Linked DNA regions of Homo sapiens: region 2 is linked to region 1. A link is a loop called in an ENCODE intact Hi-C map of the cell type or tissue named here. Cell type or tissue: ascending aorta. All regions are shown on one strand. Each heading gives the region's core, and the rest is flanking DNA. Links, peaks and the distances in the headings are about the cores only.

Region 1 (8,347 bases), core at 323-8,322:
AAGCTGTAGAATACTATTTACAAAATCAACAAACAAAAAACGATTGCACATATACTAAACAAATTATTCAAAAATAAATTAAGAAACAATCCTATTTACAACAGTATCAAAAAGAATAAAAAACTTGGGGAAAACTTAAAAACTTAACCAAGGAGTTGAAGACTTATAAATTGAGAACTATAATACATTGATGAAAGACATTAAGGAATCTACAAATAAATAGAAAGACATTTTGTGTTAATGAATTGGAAGACTTATAATGTTAAAATGTTCATCCTACACAAAGAAACCTACATATTCACTGCTATTCCCACCAAAATACAAGTTTCTATTTCTTACAGAAATAGAAAACGTAATTCTAAAGTTTATATGGAACAATAAAAGACCCAGAATAGCCAACACAATTTCAAGTAAGAACAAACTTGGAGGCATCACATTTCCTGATTTCAAACTATATTACAATGCTATAGTAATCAAAACAGTATCATATTGGCATAAAAACAGGCACATAGACCAACAGAACAGAATAGAGAGCCCAGAAATAAACCCACACATATGGTCAACTGATCTTCAACAAAGGCACTAAGAATACACATTATAAAAAGGATAGTCTCTGCAACAAATGATGTTGAGAAAACTGAATATTCAGTATTCGTGTGCAAAATAATGAAACTGGACCTCTATCTTATACCATACACAAAAATCAACTAAAATGGATTAAAGACTTAAATGTAAAACTTGGAAGTGTAAAACCCCTAGAAAAAAGATAGAGGAAAAGCTTCATGACACTGGTCTTTTTCTCCTTCTAATTCCAACATTAATAACATGTGAATTGCTATGAAGATAATACAATTTTGAAATACAATAAATAAGAGGAAAAGCTTTTCCACTTCTTACCATAAAAATCCCACTGAATTTACAGTATTTCAAACTTACTGCCTCCCTAAAGGCCTCCCCAAATATTTCTCACTGATTTCTGTTCTTCCCATTGACTCCTATAGCATTTATGGCCTGAAAAAAATGGCTAAAACTTTGTTATATACAATTTAAATAGCTAAATTGCACATAACACAAGATGTACATTTCTGATAATAAATAGCTTACCAAATTTCACTTTTTAAAAACTCATAATGAGCTCTGTCATTTCTTAAAGTCTCTCCTTCTCTGTCCTTCCCTAGTTATATTTTCAAACAGGCCTTGGGCCTGAATTGAGTTAAAAAACAATAATTCTAGGATCTGTAGCTTAATTGTGTATCTACATCAATTTCCTTGTTTTGCTAATGCATTGTGGTCATGTAAGATATCATCATTGAGGGGAATTAGGTGTAGGGTACACAGGAACTCTCTATTATTTTTGCAACTCTGTATAATTATCTAATATTATTTCAATATAAAAAGTTGTAAAAATCATTTATTCTGCTGAATACATACTATCACTGGCTGATTTTGAATTGTAAGTTATACACGCTCAGGAAAACACTATGGTCCCTGAGGACAAGAAAAAATTTACATAGTTCTTTGGACTTCTCCCACAAATATTAGCATTTTATTGGGCTTATAGAGGGAGGACTGAAGAAAGGGTGGAAGAATTAGGAACACAGTAGGATTTTCACAAATATTTGTAAACCGATAAGTGGGAGACCTAAGAAATCGTGGGTTAAATTTTGGGACCTGAAGATTCACATGTACTGTGTTCCTGATTTTACCTCTTTTGGAGAACCGCTAAGAAGTAGATTCAAGATACGAAATATTTGAATGGAAAAGAAAGTCCCAGACTTTGGAACAGATCACTGTTATTCATACTACCATGTATGGCTGAGTCTTCCTTTAAACCGTCAAACTCAACATGTGTTGCCAAATGACTAGGAAGCTGGCTCAGTTGTTAGATTCAGTTGTAATTTATGGGGTTCTTAGTGCAAAAATAACTCAATTACTTTTCAGACAAAGTCACAATTTTTTATTTGTACTTTTTCTTTTTGACTTCACCTCTTAAATTACTGTCCAATGGCACAAAACAAGAAAGAACTTTTTAAAAGATTTAAAAAACAGGAAATGCATCATTGAGGAAAAGACGTTATCTTTGTACCTAAAACAGTGGAAACTTAGGAACTTTTCTCAACACTGCTGTTCTTTCTATCTACCATTGCATAAGTTTTATAAATACCACTGTCAAAGAGCAATTTAATATCATTTTTCCAAATACTGGGGAAAGAAAAACGATCTGACTTTAATTTGGTTTTATCTAAGACTTAACTATATGGAGCGAGGTGTCAATAACTCAAGGTTATGGGTTCAACTCCTATACAGCTACTGAGATTCTATCAGCAGAAAATTTGTAACAGGGTCATAGACTATATATTTAATCCCCAAACACTTACCATGCAATCTAGCTCAATCCCTTCCCACTATTATCATATAGCACAAAGTATCATCTTAAAATCAAAGTTCATCCTGTCACAATTGTTGAGGCTTACATTTTATTTTTTAAACAAAATTCACCCTTCTATGATGTAAAGAAAAAGTTCTAGTTTTAAGGAACCACAGGAAGGCTTCACATGTGCTCTGGCCCACAGAATATTTTTTTACTCACTTTGTCTCTTCTCACTAAAATGTTAACTCCATAAAGGCAGAGAGCTCCTTGTTTTATTACTATAGTGTCAGTACACCCAACAGGGCATGGCACTCAATGCGCTGAATGTGCAGCTCACAAAAAGCTATATGCTTTTCTGAAGCTGAAAACACATACCTCAAATGGAAATTGAGTACTCAGCAAACTTAACACAGTGATTCCCGGAATGTGGGTCCTAGACTAGCAGCATCAGCATCACTGAAGAACTTGTTAGAAATACAAATTCTCTGGCTTCGGTGCAGACCTACTGAGTCAGAACCTGTGGAGGTGGGGTCCTGAAACATACATTTTAACAAGCTCTGCTGGTGATCCCGAGGCATGGTAAAGTTTGATATCAACTGCTATAACCCAATAAAAAAACACATTTCCAAACTCAGCTCTGGTTTGCAGCAGCAGTGCTAAATCACATAAATTCAGCCATTTTAGTACAAAAGTATTCATTCATATCTTGGAATAAATGCCTGGGAAATGAGTTTCTGCATAGGATAGATATTTGGGCCAATAATGGTTGATCACTGTTAGGCACTTTCTGTAGCAATGTGTCTTGATTCCTAAGAAAAGCATGGGAGAGAGAAACAAGAGACATAAAATACAATATTAAGCAGGAGATTGTAACTGTGAAGCTTCTCCCCAGCTCACCTTTGTTATGGCAAATCTCCTAAACAGAAGTTATTTACTGACCACAGAAGTAATGTGATACAGTGTTAACGTGCCTGCACCAAGAACCAAAGACCTATGCTTTTGTTAACCAGTTGTAAGTTACCCAAAAAGTGACATAATTTCACTAGAATTTCTCATCGTTTCGAGAACTAAATAATAGCTCATTGAGTGGAAAATTCTGTGATTCAAGTGCCACAAGGGTCCATTAGTTCCAAAACATTAGTTCCAAAACAAACATTTCCAGATGATAGAAAGTGGGGAGGGATAAGAGACATGCTGGATCCAAAAGGCTCCCGATGCACCAGGAGAATTGATTAAATCTAATAAAATAATGCTTAAGAGGATGAAAATGAACATCTATACCTGGGTTAAACACACACACATTGCTCAGGTACAGATTTGGGAAGGTTTGGCTCAGCAATGGCATACGTTAAAAACAAACAAACAAACAAACAAACAAAAACAACCATCTCCATTTGCAATAAACTCCCCATGAGCCAACATTATGTTGTCTCTTATCCTGAAACCAACAGTGACCTCAGGATGCCTCAGCAGAAGCAAAGGATCTAGAAGCAAAATCACAGTTGTGCTCTGATCTGTTCTGGGTACACCACATCTGAAATGTCTCTTTGATTCCAGGTCCACATTTCATGGAGTGCATTGTAGAGCGAAAGAGAGAGGATGATGCTTTGAAAACCTCACAGGGGTAAACCAAGAGACTTTTTGTAGCTAGACTATAGAAGAAGAGACTCAGGCATGAGTCAAGGCATGCTGGCTATGTTCAATTTTGTGAAGGGCTGTCATAAGGAGAGGGATTTATCATGCTCTACGTGACACTGAGGGGATAAAGTTAAAGTCAATGCCTAGAAGCTACAGAAAAACCTTTGGTTCCAAAGAAGGAAAAGCAACAAACAGGAAGAACTGTTGGGATAATTTAATGTGTGAATCTGGCTGGGCTATAGTATCCATTGATTCAATCAAACACTAATGTAAGGGTTTTGTCGATGTAGTTAATATCAGTAGACTAGTGGTAGTAAAGGAGACTACCCCTGATAATATGGATGGGCCTCATCCAATTCTTGGACGGCCTTAAGTGAAAAAACTGAGGTTTCCTAGAGCAGAAGAAATCCTGCCTTAAGATTGCAACATTATCTCCTGCCTGAGTTTCCACCCTGCCAACCTTACAGATTTCAGTCTTGCCAGCTGCCACAATCAAAAGAGACAATTGCTTTGAATGAATGAATGAATGTGTGTGTGTGTGTATTCTATTGGTTGTATTTCCCTGGGGAACCCTGACTAATACAGTTGTGCAAAGGTGGATGTGCAAGAATGATCTACTTCCGGTCATGTTGCATTCCTGTCACTGGAGACAGTCAAGTTCAGGCAAGGAAACCACTTTGGTCATAATAAGGAGACTATTTAAAATATATGACCCTTGATATAATTTTAAAGCACGTGTGGCAAACTAGACAACATAGTCTAATTCAAATTTTTCATTTATTTATTAAGTCCTAGTATGTGTCAAATATTGTGTGAGGCTCTAGAGGTATAATGAACAGAAACAGCTACTGCTTTGCCTTTTTGGAAGGTACATGGATCCTGTACGATATGCAGGGATACCAGATCAGCTCTTCTAGAACTCAAAATTGGTGCTCAACAGATACTTGTTGAATGAACAACTGAATGAATGAATAAAAATATATTTTAAGATTGTAGGGAAATATATAAATACACACATATATACATACATGTACATACATGTTAATTGAGAAATCTGGCAAAAATATTAGAAGGTTTTAAAGCTTTAATTTTTATAACGATAAGATTTGATTATTAAAACATTATATAAACACACCATGTGTCCTTCTCTGATAAGGCGTAAGTCTAAGTTATTGTCCTAAACCCTCCTCTCCTTTTTGACTGCCCACTTTACATACTGATACTTAAAAAAAAAAAAATCAACTCAATGTCTCTTCATGTGACATATTTGAAACCAAAAATTCCTAAGGCATTGAAACTACAACCTCCGGATATGCTGTCACATTCCTCCCTGCTAGGCAGTCCATGGAGGAACACAAACAGCCAACTGCTGGACTGAGTGTATTCATCTGGCCTTCAGTAGCGGACAGCCAGAGAATTCACCATGCTGCTTCTCCAAAGACAAATGTTAAGGAACATAAGGGGAAAAAATGGATGAAGATCAATAATAACAGAACCTTACTATTAAGCCGACATTTGTATCAGACTTGTAATTTTTCAAAGTACCTTCAGTGCCATAATTTCATTTTGTCCTACCTGCATTCTGTAAAAATTGAAAAAAGAACAATTGAATCCATCATTGGGCAGATGAATAAAAGGAGATAAGGATGAAATTAAAATAAGGTTCTAATCCTACAGTCAATTGTGTGCGTCTTCATTATTAGATCATAAGGACAGGACACAGTGTAATGTAGGCTATTTATATAACAATGAGAAACATATTCTTTAGCAAAAGATGATTCATCAGTTTTTTTTTTTAACACTTGATCCGAGGCTATAAGAAATAGAATACTGCATTACAGGAGAACGCTCTTTTATATAAAAGTTGCTGAGAATTTTGGCTATTTTGGTTGATAACACACCTGGTACTCCCAGAGGGCTTTGCCATGCATTGGTTATTTATTGGTTACTGTGAATTTCTTATAAAAACAAAATCCATCAGGTTTTACAAAGTTTGTATGATAAAATTCTAATGGTCATTTCATTTTCTAATATAAAATATCTGAGAAGATGTGGAAAATAACTGAATGATACAAAATGAAAACCTTTGATAGCAAAGTTGCAAAAGCCTTGCATTGAGTCATAGACTGGAATGCTAGACTTGGCTCTAGCACCAACAAGCTGGGTGATCTCGCTAAGGATCTCTCTCTCACATGTATCTCTCATATGTATGGATAAGCTTTACATATTTGTTTATTCATGCTGAAATTATCTATTTCAGACTGCCCTGCCTTTACAATATAGCAACTCATTTTTCATGGGATGGAAGAAATTATGTGTTTTTCTGAAACCACATCAATTTTCAAAAGCAGCTGTAGCAACAGACATGCATTTGCACTGGAATTTTGGCTTCAAGGCCAGTACCACCTTGAAAATCTGGCTGATTTCCCCAAACCCATAAGTTGGAGAAATACCAGGAATAAAAAGGGGAATTACAAGGATGATTTAAAATGTTCTTCCCTCCACTTAAAGTTAGTCTTTTCAAGTTGCCAAGAAAACAAGTCAAGATCAAAATGGAATTAATAGATAGCTGGTATTTAACTACAGAAACATTGCAATGAATAAATTAGCCATTAGTTTAAAATAAAGGACAATTGAATTTTAATAATATATTCCAATAAAAAAGCAAGAACAGAGATATGTCCTTTTGGCTTTGAGAAATAATTCTTAATTTTGTTTTGTTTTGTTTTCCAGTATTGTTTCCCCCCCAATCATATTTTTCTTAAGAGAAAAGCCTTAACTAAGAAATGATCATTGTCAACCTGCAAAGTACTTAGCCACCTACCAGTAACAATTCACTTTCATTTTTTTTTCTAGATTTTTGTTTACTTTTATTTTCCTATGCCCTCTTAAGCACCATTTCTCTTTTTTCTTCCTGGGCATACAAGAAAGGTCAGTGATGACTTAAAAATTGCACAGAGGTCTGCCTTTTATACATATACGTAGGCATATACCTGCAATTTGAAAACATGGTTTAATTGGTCTTGGGGTAGAAAAAACAAATTACAATGGACTCATCTAGGCTGTTTGCCTCCTTTTGCTTTTCTGTCTTTGCAGGTAAAGGAAGATACAAACCCTGTAAAGCCACAGGTAACCAGAGCACTATATTTTAGGACAACAAAAAGGCTCCTTTTTTCTAACTACACCCAAATTTGTCTCAAAACCACCTCCCTCCCTTTGGTCCAATTATTTAAAAAACAATTATTCCTCTAACCACCAACTACACAAGAAATCAATAGGATTTCTGGTAGTCCTTCAATTTCATAAACCAACTAGGAAAAGCTTCTTTACATACACACATGTGTTAAGGGGCCATGCAAGCTCTGCATCCACATGGGCAGAGGGAAGCATAATCTGCCCCTCTTCTTACCTTGATTAATGTTTTTAGCAAATTTACCACAAAGATTATATAATCTTATGTCCACACTCCCATGTTCACTGCAGAATTTTTCACAATAGCCAAGACATGAAAACAACTTAATGCCCATCAATGGATAAATGGATTTTAGAATGTCATTTTATACACACACACACACACACACACACACACACACACACACACACACTATGGAATGCTATTCGGCCTTAAAAAGGCAGAAAATTCTATAATTTCTAACCACATGGATGAACATAGAGGAAATGATGCTAAGTGAAATAAGTCTGGCACAGAGAGACAAATACCATATGATCTCACTGATATGTGGAATCTAAAAAAGTCAAACTCATAGACACAGAGAGTGGAACAGTGGTTAACGTCACTGGGAGGGGTATCAGTGGGCAAAACCAAGGCATTGGTCATAGGGTACAAAGTTTCAGTTACACAGGAGGAAGATGTTCTGGTGATCTATTGCACAGAATGGTGACTATAGTTCACAATAATGTATTGTGCACTTCAAAATTGCTAACAGAGAGGATTTTAAATATTCTAACTACAAAGAAATGACACTTGAGGGGATGGACATGCTAATTCACCTGGTTTGATCATTCCGTAATGCATATATGTATCAAAACATCAAATTATACTCTATAAACATTTATAGTTACTCTGTCAACTAAAAATAAAACAAAATCCTTGAGTGATGGTGAAAAATATATAGAATCTTAGAAAATAATGCTCCAAAAGTTTAATGGCTAGTTGGGTCCTCAAGGAGGTAGAAACTGAGATACAGGGTTGTTGTCAGTGCTCACATTCACGTGGTATGCACAGCCGAGGCTACTTCTTATATCTGTGGTCCTCAAGTGGACCTGAAACCTATGTGATATTAGAGCCACGAATAAACTTTTTTTTTTTTTTTTTTT
Region 2 (8,347 bases), core at 289-8,288, 320 kb before region 1:
CAGCTAGTTTGCATTTTCTTAATTGGGATATCTTGTCAAGACGAGACCACATGAAACTCTAAATTCTAATTAGATTTTAGATAATTATGAAAGACACTTATATAGACATTTTCCCTTAACAAAAAAGAAGTGTTATTCAGAGGAGAGAATATTTGAAGAAACTCCCAGAAGTGATAACAGAAATATGAGACAGTGATATGATTGCCAGTTTTTAAACATGTGTAGGATTCTCCTCATGTGAGGTTGGCAACGTAGGAACTGAAGCAAGAGAAGCCATGGAGTAATACAGATCTCCTATTCCACCTACTCTCAGGCAGAAAAGAGAAGAATGACCATGCCTGTCAGGGCCAGAAGGAGCTTCATGATTTCATAATTCTCCCATCCATCCATCCATCCATCCAGCCAGCCAGCCAGCCAGCCATCCATCAAGTTATCTATCTAGCCAACAAATGTACTGAGCATCTACTGTTTGTCAACTCTAGGCTGGAAATACAGTAGAGAAAAATACAGATATGGGCCCTGTCCTCATGCATCAAGTGTGCTCTTTGAACAAAAATTTAATAGTGGCTCCTCTTATTTAAAAAATTGTTAGGCAGCCAACTGGCCTTAAAGGAGACCAAGTGATGAGCTTTCTCACTGGGCTGACCATTCTTATGGGCACTCAGGAGCATCTCTGTTTCCAAAGCATCAAGAAAGGTGCTAGTGACCAGCTCAGATAATTCTGAATTTAGGGAGGGAATGCAGGAGAGGAACATTGGCAGAGCTTCTGAGAATTACTGTGGGGAGAAGCTTCTCAGAAAAGTATATTTGCCAGAGAATATACCAAAAGAGTTATCCCTTTCACATGGTATTTCTGTGACTAAAATAATGGCATAGAGGTAGAAAGTGTAATATATTTCCCTATCAATTCTACCTCCTTCTCTTTCTGTCCTTGCTTATCCTTTAACTAACTCTTTTTCAGATGGCTAGGCATTTTGTCTCTTTGAGGAATTTTCCTGGCTCCAGTCAGATTTCTTTTTCTTTTTTGCTGTTCCATGAAATTCAGCTTTATTTACTGAATTTTGATTTTATAATTTTTTTTAAACTGGCAGCACTAAAGTCCTTACCCTTGCCATTAAAGGAAAAACGCAAATGAAAGAAGAGTTAGGAAGAAGCAGCCCTGAAGACAAAAACAGAAATCACTCTCTAGGACATCAAAGAACAATGAACTAGGAGACAGAAGCCCAGCCAATGTCGTGGGACAGTGCCATGCTCTTAGTTCTTTTCTTTTAAGGGAAGCCCCTTGAGAGGATTCTGTGTGTCAGATTCTTTAACTGACATAACTTCCTAGGCACAGATAGAATCCTTCTTTCCTTTCCTTAATTTGTCTTAGTTGAACTAAGTAAGAATAAATGTTTGTCAAACTCAGGCATGGGAGGAGCATCTGGGGACTCATGGGCTGAAACTTCCAGGGAAAGTTGGAGGTGCCTGATTATTAAACAAAATAAAGGTGGAGAAGTCTGAGAGGTGGAGAGCTTTTGGCTGGGAATGGCTGGGATTTTTCTTTTCCTCCCCTATCGATTATTTCCTCCACCCTTCTTAAGAAAAGCTTCAATTTTTAAATAAGATAGCAAATATCAAATAAAAATTATACATCTATCCAAGCGCTATTATCATATGTCAAATGCTTGCTATATATTAGATGCTCTGATAGTCACTCTTTATTTTTTATTTACTTCTCTTAATAATCCTATAAGCTAAGTATAATGACCCACATCTCATATATAAGAAAATGGAAGCTCAAAGAGGTAAAATAGTTTATCCAAGATCACACAACAACTAAATGGCAAAGACAGGATTAAAACGCAGGACTGTTTGATGTCAAATCGTGTGTTTTTAATAATGATACAACCATGTGAGATCCCTCCAGGTTCTGACACCTGCTTAAATAATTTTGTGATTGCGTCTTACAGGGTTCCTTGAATTTCAAATTTCATAGCTAGAGACAAAATTACACAAAATTAAGATATACACATTTAAAATGATAATTGTCTCAAAATCCTTTAAAATAGTGCAATACAAATTAAAGGTCTACATACACTTAAGCCCAGTGAGTTAAATGACTTATAAAAATGGAGAGAGGGATAGTTTTAATATTGGATCCTAAGTCCCCTGTTTCTCTCTCCAGTACACTGCACACTAAACATCTGCCCAAACAAGCTCCAACTCAAATATGGTACTTTCCAAAACCTTTCAGCTTCCTTCAGGAATCACCAAGTCTCATCCAGTCTGTGAACGCCGATGTTTGCTGTCATCTGACACTTGCTCTGGTTTGGTGTATCTGACATATTAAGAATGTCGTCTCCCAGTGCACAAGGCCAATTTCTATAGTTACTTAGACCACCGCCCCCGTCCCCACCCCCAGAAAACTGGAAATCTCAGCTTAATTTATAGAATGCTCTGTCAACTCAAAGCAAAATAGAGAGCAGGTTCTATGTCTCCTGTCTTGACTAAAGATGAAGATGTCTTGACTAAAGGCTGGCTATTTACTCATTAGACTCTGGCTGCCTTTTCTGGATGAGGTGCAATCAAGACAAAGTCCGAGGAATTTCTCCTGCAGTACCATGGTCTCAGCTGGAAAAGAAGGCACCCTTTTATATCTATTCTGCTGTCATCCCACACTTTGGGATATCCTCGTAATCTCCTTTCATTATTCCAAATCACCAAAGTAAAAACACTCCTTTTTATATTCAAGACATTTACAACCCCAAGAAATGGAGCCAAGTAACTTGCAAGAATTGCAGGGGTTATTGGTGACTGGCAGAAACAGGATCCTAAAGGTAGGATTGGTGAGGAGAGGGGATACAAGAACAATGACATGATGTCTCTAGGAGTGAGATGGAAGCAGAGTGGGATTATATTTACCACTTGTGAAGACATGAAGGGAGTAGGGAGAAAGATAGCTTAATTCACCAAATCACAGTACCCAAGAACTTGATAGCACTGGTATGAGTTAAAAGAAGTAGTTTTAGGGAAGATAGAAGTAAAGCTTTAAACAACAGAGAATAATTTTTAAAAGTTAAGTAAACATAACATTCGTTACCAAATGAAGTTAAAACTAGTCGATGATAACTTTTAAAGTTGACATGAGAAATGAAAATATGCTGTCTTTGCAATCCTTCAGTCAGAGGTATGCATCTGAATGGACCCCATGTCTAACCTAAGGGTGCTTCCTTGAAATGGAAATTTAAATCTTTTTTAGGGTGATTTTAAGTTTAGGTAATAAATTAACTAGAAGAATATCTGGTAGTTGCATGAGTCAAATCTACCATGTTCCTTCCATATTCCAGCCCGTACCCATTTCATCTGTTCTGTCGCTCTCTCAAAACAATAACAACAACAAAAAAGCAGATGGTGGAGGGGAGTGAGCATTCCCGAGCTGCACTTCATCTAGATATTCTCTCCATACTTTTGGTAGCTACTCTAACAAACAATCGTTACAAAACCTTGATAGGACTCTAAAGACAGGCTCTGTAGAAGCTGGCCAAAGGATGTAGTTTTTAGGATAAGAAAGCCTGGATTTGACTTCTAGCTCTGCTGCTTTTCCTTTTCTTTTTTTTTTTTTAAATTTTGAGATCGAGTCTTGCTCTGTCGCCAAGGCTGGAGTGCAGTGGCACAATCTCAGCTCCTTGCAACCTCTACCTCCCAGGTTCAAGTGATTCTCCTGCTTCAGCCTGCTGAGTAGCTGGGACTACAGGCTCATGCCACCATGCCCAGCTAATTTTTTTTTATTTTTAGTAGAGACGGGGTTTCACCACGTTGGCCAGGCTGGTCTCAAACTCCTGGCCTCAAGTGATCTGCCTGCCTCGGCCTCCCAAAATGCTGGGATTACAGATGTGAGCCACTGTGCATGGCCTCTACTGCTTACTCTGTGTGTGGCATTTGATACGCTGTTTAAGCTCCTGAGCCTCAGTGACACAGGTAGGGATTATAAGTGTCTGCAACATACTAGATGCTCACTAAGTGTTAGAGGACTCTAACTCAGAGGACCATTAGATGAATTAAATAAGGCAATACCTGCCGAGCTCCTAGCTTAATGGCCTACATACTTTTAATGCTGTGGAGTACATGCACACACAATATTATTTCAAAAAATAGGTTCAACTCCACTGGTCTAGTGTTACTTCCACTTCTTCCCAATAACGAGGGAATAGATTGTTGAAAACCAAAGCAGAGGAGAGAATGCAAAACATGGAAGGGATTGACTCAGCAAGGCCTTGTCCAGTGGGAACTGTGGAACTGGCTGATGCTCAGTGTAGTTCTGACACTGCCACCCAATGGCTGCGTTACTGTTGAGCAAGCCATTTGCCTTTTTAAACAGAAGAGCTGGAATAGACCTGTACAATTTTGTGCTTCTAAATTATTTCATCCTTGAAATGAATAAACACGATAGAGAAATTATATAATTCAGTGTTTGAAGGAACACTTTGTTCTTAATGCAATTTTGCAAGAGTTTCTAGGGCTGATTGGTGTTTGGATGTCCATCCCTCAGCCAACAAACCACTAGCAAGATGCCTTTTAAAAGCTTCATTCAAATAACTGCCTGCCAATAGGCCATGTCTGCTGTTGTTTCCCAGTTGTAGTCAAATAACTTGATTCATTCGAGTTGGATGCTGATACACTTTGAAATCCTTAGGAGAAGAAAGTCAATCTTTTCAGCCAGGATTTGGTCAGTGAGAGAAAGCCCTCCTCCTCGTGGAAGGGATCAGCAACTGAGCAACTCCTCTTTGTCCCATCGCCTAGTCATTACAAACCATGGAAATGGGATGAAATTCAGAAAAGGAAGTTTAGACAGGACGCAGAGGAAAAATGTCCAGGTTAACATGAGAGAGAGAACATCACAGGGAATGCCTTTGCTGATCAATCTAAGAAGAGAACAGGCTGTCAAATAAGTGATTGTTTCCACATCTGATTTCTCCCTGATGGAAAAAAATGCAGTGAAATGTTGGCTGGGCTGACTGTGGAAATCTATTTCAACCCCGCCTGCTGGTGTTTGTTTAAGCGGTCCTGTAACCAGAGTTTGTCTGAATCTCAGGGGCCTTGCTCTGACTCCAATTCTTCTAATTTATCACTCTCTGTGTTTCCTGTTTTCTCATAATCCCATGCTAATTTTTTTCATGCCTTTTATGGAATTTTGAAAGAGACTTTTATTTTGTTGAGAGGATAAAAGGGGTTTTCACTGGGGTTCTTTGTCTTTTGGTAAACCATAAACCAGTGGGAAAAAGAATAGAATCAAAAGGAAGAGACAATAAGCTGAAGGGAACAAGATGTAATTTTTGGTCTTACTCTGTTTTGGGATAGCAATAGGAGGGCAGGGGAATGGATATGGGCTGGGGTGAGGGACTAGGAAGGATGAGAGTCTGATACGAACGCTCGTTTGTCTTGCTCCTCTACCAGACAGCAAGTTCTTTGAGCTTAGCCTCTGGCTCTTAGTCATCTTTTATTAATACACACAACAGCTTCTCATTGCTTACAGAATTAAGCTGACATCCTTCTCAAATTCACATGCATCCTAAATTCTCTGGTGCCATAATGAGAGAGTGGAAAAGAACATGTGAATCCCACTCCATTTGTCACTGAATGATCCCTACTGTCTCTCAAATCCTCATTTTCGTCATCTAATAAAATATGGGCAATAATGGAAAGTAGCTTATAGAGTTGTAGTGAGGATTAAATGAGATAATTCATGTGAGGGCCTGGCTGGCCCAGTGGTGGCATATAGTAAATATTCCATGAAAGTAGCTATTATTATTATTATCACAGTGTCTAACTAATTACGTGACCCTCAATAAGTCATTTTTTCACTGTAACGTGAGTGATAATTCTTTTGTAAATTGTTGTAAAGATTTAATGAGGAAATCTTTGCAAAATACCCAGCAGGTGTCTGTGATGTAGTAGGTGCTTATTAATTGTTACTTCCCAGTTGTCTTTCCCATTCATTTCTTTCACTGTTTCCCTTCATGTAACCAATTCTAAAGCCAAACTGAGCAACTTGTTCCTGACGCACCCTTCAGTGTTTGCTATCACACATTTGCTCATTTTATAGTATCCTCTTTTTCTGCCTCTCTGTCTCTGTCTATACCAACTTTCCGTTGGGTATCTTTTAAGGCTTAGCTCAAATACCACCTGTTACATGATGTCTTACTTAAGCTTCTCAACCAGGTGTAATTTCTCCTCCCTTCAAAAACTCCCTTAGCACTGTTTTTTGGTTTGTTTGTTTGTTTGTTTGTTTGTTTTGAGACGGAGTTTTGCTCTGTCTCCCAGGCTGGAGTGCAATGGCGCAATCTTGGCTCATTGCAATCTCCACCTCCCAGGTTCAAGTGATTCTCTTGCCTCAGCCTCCTGAGTAGCTGGAATTACAGACATGTGCCACCACGCCCAGCTAATTTTGTATTTTTAGTAGAGATGATCACCATCTTGATCAGGCTGGTCTCGAACTCCTGACCTCAGATGATCCGCCCGCCTTGGCCTCCCAAAGTACTGGGATTACAGGCGTGAGCCACCATGCCCAGCCTCCCTTAGCACTTTTATTTCTTTACTGGTACATACTTTCTTTTTTGAATTACAGGCATTTCTGTGCCCCATCTTGTGCACACACTCCTCCTAGCTATTCATGGTACAATCACCTGTCTCCTCTTCTTCCTCACCCCGTACTCATTTACCCAAAAGATTCCAACTCATTATCTAGGAAACTGTCGTCTCTAGAAAGACTTCTTTCTTGCTGAAAGAAGAAAGAATTCTCTTGCTGAATTGCATTTCCAGTTAGATGCCTCAGTTTTCTCATAGTAGTCATGATACTTTTTCATTGATCTTACTGGATTTCAATACAGAACGTTAAGCTCCACAAGGGATATCAGGGATTGTGTCTTTTTCATCTTTGTATTCTCTATTTCTTACACATCATCTGGAACACAGTAAGTGCTTATTTATTTTTCTGGAACTGAGCTGATCCTGCAAACCCAGTGCAATGTTTAAACACCACAAAAGCTCAGTGAAGTTACCCTTAACAATCCACTACAGCGGTCTACGAACCTTAACAGAAACATCTCTGCCTTTTGTGAAGATAGGAAATTGCTGTAATTTGAAATGCTAAATAACTACACTGTATGTCAAATAAAAGAAAAATGCTATTTCACTGTTATTTTTTGCCCTTGCCTTATGCAGCAATCCAACTACTAAATTAAATGGTTATCTTTTTTATGAAATAGCAATATTCCTGAGAAGTTTCCAGATAATGTTATAAAATTAAATTATGACATAAATACATGTAAAAATTCACTCTTTTTAAAGAAAAATCTTAGTGAAACTACTTGAATAGCAAGAATTCCTCTGGAAGGGTAAAGTAAGAAACAGTCCCTTACTGTGTTTGGATATAAACATGTGTTTTTCTTTGCATCTGTATTTTCACATATTGATTAACAGGAGTGGACTTGTGCATGCCATATAAAATTGTGTAAAGAAGGTGACCCCGGGTAGAGCACCAAACAAGTTATGAATGTTAGAAGTTCAATGAAAAGAAAACAAGAATATTTGAAAGAATGCCAAGGGATAGAATTAATTGATTTAATACATTTTGCATTACAGTAATAGGAATAGCTAATATTTATTAAGTAGTGTTTTATTTCTTTGTTTTCTCCACTTTTTTTCTGGTCCATCAAAACAAGCCTCTTATCTACGCCAGACTGCTTAAAACAAAGCACAATTTTTAGTTTGAAAAAGAAAAGTATGAATGTATTATCTATAAGTAATAAACAAAAAGTTAATTTGTGAAAAAGAATATAGCTATCCCAAGACTTCTCTCTGCAAATTTTTTATGTTTGCAGAACATTTACCAAATAGCTGAAAGAAAGACAATTTTGTATCATCTTTCCTTTTCCGAGAAGTTGTGCTGTATTTGTTGGAATACATTTCAGTACTTTCATCTGATCCTCAGATGACGATGCCATATGATGTTTCTCACAGGGTCAGCAGCGAAAGAGGATTTCTGGGGATATGTGTTTCAAAGCCAGTGATTCTTGGGAAGGAGTACGAACTCCGATACAAATACTGGCTCATCTCTATACCATGGACTCTCGAGAACAGCAGTGTTTCACCAGTTAGCATTTTGTTGCCAGAAATAAATCAAATGGACAATGGTGCAAAAATAAAAATGTTCCTGGAACAACTGGAGGTCAGTTTTGACCTTAGGTAATCTGGCAATTTTGCTTGGATTTCTCAGTGCCTACATTTGATCTCTAAATTATGCTTTGTGGCTGAACTCACCCTTTCTAGGGCCAGACACAGTTTATCTGGCTAGGATTTTTGCTGT

Evidence for each region. Hi-C counts contacts between places; a loop is a spot of excess contacts. Peaks named below come from ENCODE experiments on the same cell type or tissue, not always from the same donor. Only the 100,000 strongest peaks of a DNase experiment are listed, where the experiment ranks them.
Region 2: it touches region 1 in a loop (2.7-fold over the local background); 2 of 110 quality-filtered maps call a loop at or near these places.

Annotation. Positions count from the first base shown.
Region 1 is chr12:15,203,715-15,212,061 of GRCh38, forward strand. All of the region lies in intron 2 of RERG (RAS like estrogen regulated growth inhibitor), which reads right to left. Among named protein-coding and RNA genes, the nearest start is that of RERG, 14 kb to the right of the region's middle. In ascending aorta, for the core only: a CTCF peak has its summit at 4,631; a DNase peak (open chromatin) is centred at 6,150; H3K4me3 peaks cover 403 bases; H3K27ac peaks cover 7,855 bases.
Region 2 is chr12:14,888,607-14,896,953 of GRCh38, forward strand. No RefSeq gene overlaps it. Among named protein-coding and RNA genes, the nearest start is that of MGP, 6.9 kb to the left of the region's middle. In ascending aorta, for the core only: CTCF peaks have their summits at 4,315 (motif pointing left) and 4,817; DNase peaks (open chromatin) are centred at 4,295, 4,630 and 5,032; H3K4me3 peaks cover 1,436 bases; H3K27ac peaks cover 7,870 bases.